Linked DNA regions of Homo sapiens: regions 1 and 3 are each linked to region 2. Evidence: chromatin loops called from intact Hi-C (ENCODE). Cell type or tissue: endothelial cell of umbilical vein. All regions are shown on one strand.

Evidence for each region. A loop is a pair of places that touch in the nucleus more often than their neighbours do. Peaks named below come from ENCODE experiments on the same cell type or tissue, not always from the same donor. Only the 100,000 strongest peaks of a DNase experiment are listed, where the experiment ranks them.
Region 1: a loop joins it to region 2, with 12 times the contacts of the local background. A loop is called at or near these places in 10 of 110 quality-filtered maps.
Region 3: it touches region 2 in a loop (8-fold over the local background); 23 of 110 quality-filtered maps call a loop at or near these places.

The regions. Positions count from the first base shown.
Region 1 is chr2:201,706,948-201,709,447 of GRCh38, reverse strand. ALS2 (alsin Rho guanine nucleotide exchange factor ALS2) reads left to right here. Exons shown (of 34, transcript NM_020919.4): 28 at 1,457-1,579; 29 at 2,426-2,500. Among named protein-coding and RNA genes, the nearest start is that of MPP4, 9.6 kb to the right of the region's middle. In endothelial cell of umbilical vein, a CTCF peak has its summit at 1,505 (motif pointing right); a DNase peak (open chromatin) is centred at 1,527; H3K27ac peaks cover 1,105 bases.
Region 2 is chr2:201,235,319-201,237,818 of GRCh38, reverse strand. It overlaps a transcript of CASP8 not described here. Among named protein-coding and RNA genes, the nearest start is that of CASP8, 24 kb to the left of the region's middle. In endothelial cell of umbilical vein, a CTCF peak has its summit at 1,289 (motif pointing left); a DNase peak (open chromatin) is centred at 1,258.
Region 3 is chr2:201,620,229-201,622,728 of GRCh38, reverse strand. TMEM237 (transmembrane protein 237) reads left to right here. Exons shown (of 13, transcript NM_001044385.3): 13 at 1-2,500. Among named protein-coding and RNA genes, the nearest start is that of CATSPERT, 2.3 kb to the right of the region's middle. In endothelial cell of umbilical vein, no CTCF peak of the experiment used is centred here; DNase peaks (open chromatin) are centred at 308 and 1,258; H3K27ac peaks cover 1,731 bases.

The sequences.
Region 1 (2,500 bases), 470 kb before region 2:
TTCTATGTAATAGCCATCATTCTAGGCTCTCAAGGGATTTATCAGTGAACAAAGACAAACAGTCTTTGCTGTCATGGAGCTTACATTCTAATGGGGGAAAAGAGTAAACATAAAAAATATATGTAGTATGTCAGATAGTGATTAGCACTATGGAGAAAAATAAAGGGAAAGAGTACTAGATGTGAGATGCTATTATTTTGAAGAGAAGGTCAGAGCAGACTGACTAATACGGTGGTAGTATTTGAGCAGAGACTCGAAGAAGGCAATTAAATGAGACAGTAAGCATCTTTGGGAAGAGAGTTCCAGGCAACAAACAGATTTAAGCTTGTGAGATATAAGATCTTTTACTGAGTTGAAGCCAACAAGTAAATACTATAGTGAGATAATTATACAAAAGTTTGTAAATTTGTCCCAGAACTTCCATATATTGTTTGCCTCAACATTGGAAATGTTTCAGGTTTTGAGGGAGAAGTGTGGTCTATTAAAAAGATCACTAGCCTGGGCTAGCTCTGACATTAGCTAGATGAGTATAATGAAAGTAAGTGTCCTGACCTTTTTTAGTTTTTTTCAACTATACAATTAGGGCAGATGGAGGTGCAAGATGTAAGTCTACAAAAATAGAGAAGACTGCATATTGCCTTTAAAGGGTCAAAATTTAAGTCCGTAAAAATAAGAGAAAATAAACTTATTTATGGTAGAGTACACTAGCATACAAGAAGTCAGAGATAAAATCTATGGCAGAACTCAAAGCCCAGGAAAAAAAATTCCTCACCAATTTATCCCCTTGATCATTTGAAAAATTAATTTTCAGCAAGTTTTAAAAACACATTTTTAAATTTTAGGTTGAGTACAGAGGGAAATAATAGACACTGAGGACTCTAAAAGCGGGGAGTGTGTGTGGGAGGGTGAGGGTTGAAAACTTACTGATAGGATACAGTGTTCACTGTTCAGGTGATGGGTACACCAGAAGCCCAGACTTTACCACTACCTGATATATCCGTGCAACACAACTACATATGTGCCTCCTGAATCTATAAAAATAAAATAAAACTTTACATTGTGTCTTCTATAATTAATCATTTTTTCCCTTAATGTTGGACACTTAATTTCTGTCGGTGTTTGCTTATATTGTAGAAGAGTGGTCCTTGCTCAGAGTTAATATAAATTGACCTCAGATGAGATTTGCCAGTAAGGAACACATATCTCATATAGATCAGAATTCTCCATTCCTTGGTAACTAGACAGGAGAAAATCATAGCACGTGAAGATTTTGTAGTGGTATTATTCATTAGCTGCATTCTTAATTTTATCCTGTTAGAAACATCAGTTTTCTCAGGGAACTAAAATACTTAGTTGATAATAAAGCTTGCTCTCATAACTAATGGAAATGTGTTTTTATGCTTTTCAACCCCCCTAGAGGTATAATTGTATAATTATATTTTTTATTCTTCCTTAGGTTCTTATTTCCTGAGCTGCCTGAAGAAGGCAGCACAATTCCTCTCTCTGCTCCTCTGCCAACCGAAAGGAAGTCTTTTTGCACTGGGAAGTCAGATTCCCGATCTGAATCACCAGAGCCAGGGTAAATGGAGTTGGGTGGGGACAGTGAAGAAAGGGAATGGTGACTAGATGATCTTACTCAAAGAGTCCCAGCGAGAAAGTGTGTTCTCTAGATCTATTTCCTCATTTCTAAAATGATATGGTTGGGGCCAGGAGGGTTGGGGCCAGCCACAGTGGCTCACACCTGTAATCCCACACTTTGGGAGGCTGAGGTGGGAGGATTGCTTGATCTTAGGAGTTCAAGAGCAGCCTGGGCAAGATAGGGAGACCCCATCTCTACAAAAATAAAAAAAATTAGCAGGGCATGGTGGCACACACCTACGGGTTCAGCTACGTGGGAGGCTGAGATGAGAGGATCACTTGGGCCTGGGAGGTTAAAGGCTGCAGTGAGCTGTGACTGCACCATTGCGCTCCAGCCTGGGTGACAAAGTGAGACCTGTCTCAAAAAAAAAAAAAATGTAGCTGGGTAGGTGCCCCCTCTGAGGTCCCTCTTAGTTCTCTCAAGTACTATTAGCCATACCCCAGGAAAAAGCAACCACAGATGATCTGAGCACAAAGGCTGCTTAGCAAAGGAAGTAACATCACACTGTCCTAGAATAACCTCAGAGAAATCAGCCTCAAAATGGAAACAATGTAGGTTTTCAGTGAGATTTTTAATTCATGAAAAGAATTCACAGTTTCCTCTAAGACAAAATTATAGATAATGTCCTCATATCAACTCCATATGTAAAGAGCAGAGTAATATTATAACTTCTTTAAAACTTCCCATCTCTACTTTTGACTTTTTGAAACTGAAGCTCTACCTTGGATTCTGTATTCAATTTTAATATGAAAAATGCTCCTTTTCTCCCACTCCATTATTTTGTAGTTATGTAGTAACGAGTTCTGGATTATTGCTTCCTGTGCTGCTACCTCGGCTCTACCCACCGCTGTTTATGCTTTA
Region 2 (2,500 bases):
GCTTTGGCACAAAGGCCAAAGACTACTAGGCTCAACGTTAATTCCTGTCTTTCTGGGCCAAGATAAAGCCAGAAGACACAGAGCCATCCACTGATGCACCAGTAAATTAATGACTTTACAAACCAGCATGCATTCTTGCGGGGAGTGTGTGCAAGTGGGAAAAAAACTGTCTGGATATCAAAATCAGTCACCAAGCTGTATATTTACAACTTGTGAATTCTTCAGTATTTATGTAAGGTTTCGATACAAATTTTACACCAGAAAATCAACATGACTCACTCCAGTCTTCTAATTTTCTATTTTTCCTCCGAGACCTTGCTGGATGTTTTCTTTTCTTTTTCTTTTTTCTTTTCTTTTTTCCTTTTTTTTTTTTTTTTTTTACTCTGAAGATCTACTGGAGAGATGTTTTCATAAAGATAGAGAAAAGGGTCTGGACAAGGTGGCTCACGCCTGTAATCCCAGCACTTTGGGAAGCCGAGGCGGGCAGATCACTTGAGGTCAAAAGTTTGAGACCAGCCTGGCTAACATGTTGAAACCCCATCTCTACTAAAAATACAAAAATTATCTGGGCAAGGTGGCAGGCATCTGTAATCCCAGCTACTCAGGAGGCTGAGGTGGGAGAATCTTTTGAACCTGGGAGGCGGAGGTTGCAGTGAGCCAAGAACGTGCCACTGCACTCCAGCCTGGGCGACACAGCAAGACTCTGTCTCAAAAAAAAAAAAAAAAAAAAAAATAGAAAGGGGTCATACTGGGGAAAAGGAACAAACACAGACGCACTGAAAAGAATCCAAATGGTTAAGAATATGACAAAGAGAATCAGAGACTACGAAGATTTAATTCAGGAGGGTGGGGATAGAAATAATTTGACACTGCTCTTCAGCTAAATTTATTCTTTACTTGAAAACTTCTGTCTGGCCAGGCACAGTGGCCCACGCCTGTCATCTCGGCACTTTGGGCAGCCGAGGCAGATGGATAGCTTGAGCCCAGGAGTTCAAGACAAGCCTGGGAAACATGATGAAACTCCATCTCTACAAAAAATGCAAAAATTAACTAGGTGCGGTGGTGCGCACCTATATTCCAGCTACTCGCAGATGGGGAGCTGAAGTGGGAGAATCACTTGAGCCTGGGAGGTTGAGTCTGCGGTGGGGCCAGGGTTCGGTAAGCCGAGGTCACACCACTGCACTCCAGCCTGGGCGGCAGAGCCAAACTCTTGTCTCTAAAAAAAGACTTTTTAATAGAATTTTCATGTTGGCTTGCTGCCCTCTGGTGGAATTATTAGGGTTTATCACAAACACTGTGGAATTCACTCTGGCAATGACCACTAACACAAAATACCGATGGTTCTTGGGCATAACTCTCCCCCTGGGGAGTTAGATCTTTGACTTCATGGCGTCAGGAATTTGTTATTGGCCTGGACAACAGAAACATGTCTGGAAAATCCCCAAATATTTGGAAATGAAATAACACAACTCTAAATAATCCATGGGTCAAAAAAGAAATCAAAAGGAAATTATGTAGTATTGAATTAAATTAAAATCAAAACAAAATATCAAAATGCATGGGATGCCGCTAAAGCAAGGCTAGGAGAAAATTTACAGAACTAAATGCCTAAAAGGAGCAGGGGTGGGGAGGGGCAGGAGGACAGGATTCAAGAGGGCATACGAAATATTTTGGAGGTAATATATATGTTCACTATCCTGACTGCAGTGATAGTTCCACTCAAATATATACAGTCATACGTCACTTAATGACAGGCATAAGTTCCAAGAAAAGCATCGTCAGTGATTTCGTCATTATGCCAACATCATAGAATGTACTTATGCAAAACCTAGATGGTATAGCCTACTACACACCTAGGCTATATGGTCTAGACTATTACTCCTAAGATGCAGACCTACAAAGCATGTTACTGTATTGAATATTGTAGGCAATTGTAACACAATGGTAAGTATTTGCATATCTAAATATATCTAAACATAGAAATGGTACAGTAAAAATACCGTATTATAATCTTATGAGACCACCATCATATATGTGGTCGGTCATTGACTGAAATGGCACATGAATATATATATGAGTGTGTCTATATGACTGTCATATATGTCATACATATGTCAAAACTTATCAAATTATATACTTTATATGCCATTTGTTGTATATCAATCATATCTCAGTAAAGCTGTTTTAAACAACATGTGGCTGTACTATTAGGTAGTACAACTCAAGTGCAATTACTAAGAGAATACTAAAAGCATGCATAATTAACAAGCTAATAAAGGAGTAAGGTGAACTTTCTAAAATTACTTAATTCGTCTAAAAGAAATCAAGAAAGTAGAGAAAAGTGAATTGATGCCACGAATAAAAAACAACTGGAAATATAGTAGATTTTAGCCCAATTATATTGACAATTACATTAAATGAAAATGGACTAAATACTGTAATTTTAAGAAAAGTACCTTCCAGAATACATTTTTCTATAATAAAAGAAAAACTTGAACAA
Region 3 (2,500 bases), 380 kb before region 2:
TTGCAGATATGATTAAGGTTATGAACCTTAAAACGGGGACATTATCCTGTATTATCCAGAAGGGTCCAGTGTAATCTTATGAGTCCTTAAAAGCAGAGAAGAAAGCCTTTTATGTCTGTGGTCAGAGAGGTCAGAAGTTATGATATTGCTGGCTTTGAAGATGGAAGAGGGGGCCATGAGCCAAGGAGAGTGATGACCTTGCAGCTGAGTACGGCCCTTGGCCAACAATGAGCAAGGAAATGGATTTCAGTCACATAACCACAAGGAACTGAGTTCTATGAGTATCCCAAATGAGCAAGGAAACAAATCCTCCCCTAGAGCCAAGAAAGGAAGGCAGCTCTGTGGATACCTTGGTTTTGGCCTGGTGCTGCCCATGTCATACTTTTGACATACAGAACTGTAAGATAGCAAGTGTATGTTGACTAAGCTGCTAAATTGGTGGTGATTGCTTATGGCAGCAATAGAAAGCTATATATCCTAGAGAATAAAGAAGGCTAGAGCTGCTGTGGAATGCACTTGGGAAAGCTGGCTACATTGATAATATGTAACTGCCATGGGCATAGTTGCCTTTGTATTCTTCCAGGTCTGGGAAGTACAACTTAGACTTCAGATCTCGTAATGACCCAGGAGGCATATAAACCTGAGCAGCTAGTGGCCCTGTACAAGTCCTTCATCAGGGAAAAACATTGAGTATTCCCTGATTAAGGACTTGTACAGAGGACTCTGTTTTCCCTGGTGTTTCTGGTGTGTCTCAAAAATTGTTTGACTGTGATGACAGGGAAGTTTGGAAGAAGTTCACTGCTAATGCATGTCTCCAGGAAGCAGGGAATGATCTCACAGTGACACTTGAGGCACATTGCTGAGGCCGTCGATGAGAATTCATGTAACTTTCTCCAGCTTACAGTGGACTAGATTGACATGCAAGCTGATCCAGTCCAATTGGTAGGGCATCATGGTTTCTCATTACTCACTGACTTAAAATACTTTTATTGCCATCCTGGTGAAGCACTGCACTGGGTAGATAACACAGGGGCACCTTGCTGATCAGAGCCCTTGGCCAGGTACAAAGAGCTCAGTTTCTAAAACTCTGTCATTTCAATAATGTTATAAATTGAATCATACAGTATGTAATTTTATGGGATTCGCTTTTTTTCTGTTGATCTCTTTTTTTCTGAGTCATCTCAGCTGTTGTGTGTATCAATAGTTCATTTCCTTTTACTGTTTTGTTTGGTTTAACTCATTGACCTATTGAAGGATATCTGGGCTCATTCCAGTCTGTGAATAATGCTGCTGTGGACATTCATGTGCAAGTTTTTGTGTGAACATTAAGTTTTCATTTCTTTAAGATAAATGCCCAGGAGTGAAACTGATGGGTTGTATGTAGTTACAAACTGCCAAGCTGTTTTCCAGAGTTGGCGGTACCATTCTAATTTCCCATGACAATTTTTTGAAGAGTCCAAGCTAGTTGCTTTAGAGTGCCTCACCTACATTTTTTAATTGTCTGACTTTTTCCTAATGACATCACTTAATTTGTTCCTCAATCTCCTGAATTTCCTATAGACTGGAGGTTAGGTCTGGTGGTTTGATTAGATTTTTTAAAAAAATATGACTTCATCTGTGATGCTGTGTACTTTATGTTGCATAACATGAACCCTAAGAACAGAGTGAGCTGCTGGACAGCAAGTTTCATGGGGTGCAGTAATTAACACACCACATAGTATAAATCTGAAATAATGACAAATGTGTTAAGGGCCTTGGGATATTGGGCCATGTACTCTGAGGAGCACAAGGTGAGGTGCAGGTTCCTGCCCCTAAAGAACTCTATCTTTTGAGATTAGCAACTAACAGTGTGAGCCCACTAATAGGATGTGAAAGTTGTCAAAATCAAGTTCTGGTCATTGTGTTAAAAATCCTAACAAATAGAGCTGGGGAAGGCCGTGAAAGGACGATTTTCATGCACAGATGTCTGATAATGAGGACTATCATTAAAAGACTGCACAAAACCACACCTTGCACAAAGGCCATCACAACCTGACACACACAAAAAATACTTCTATGAGGACATTTGCCCAGCAACTCCCTGTCCAATGTCCAACTGGCAACATCCTTGTTATTGATCCTTGTAGCCAAGGATAATTCTCTCAAAACAATCATTTTTGCTTTAAAAACCGTTGTCTTCCTTGACCTCCCTGTATATGCACATAGTTTACTGTGGCACTTGTATTCTTATTGCAATGCCTACTCCTGAATAAACATCATTTTCTTTCAGAGAGTCTCCCTCTCTGTTATTTAGGCTGACAAGGATATGCCAAGAAGTAGCTTGGATATAGCAGTTAACTCTGCCTTTAGGATATGTGTATGGGGATATAAGAGTTAACTAAAAGCTGACCTTTGAGTTGGTCCTTGAATAAAAGAAGAATAGATTCCAAAAATAAGAGGAATAAATAATGATCCTGAGCTAGGAGAGTACATTTTGCAGACCTTTGGTTTCCATATTAAG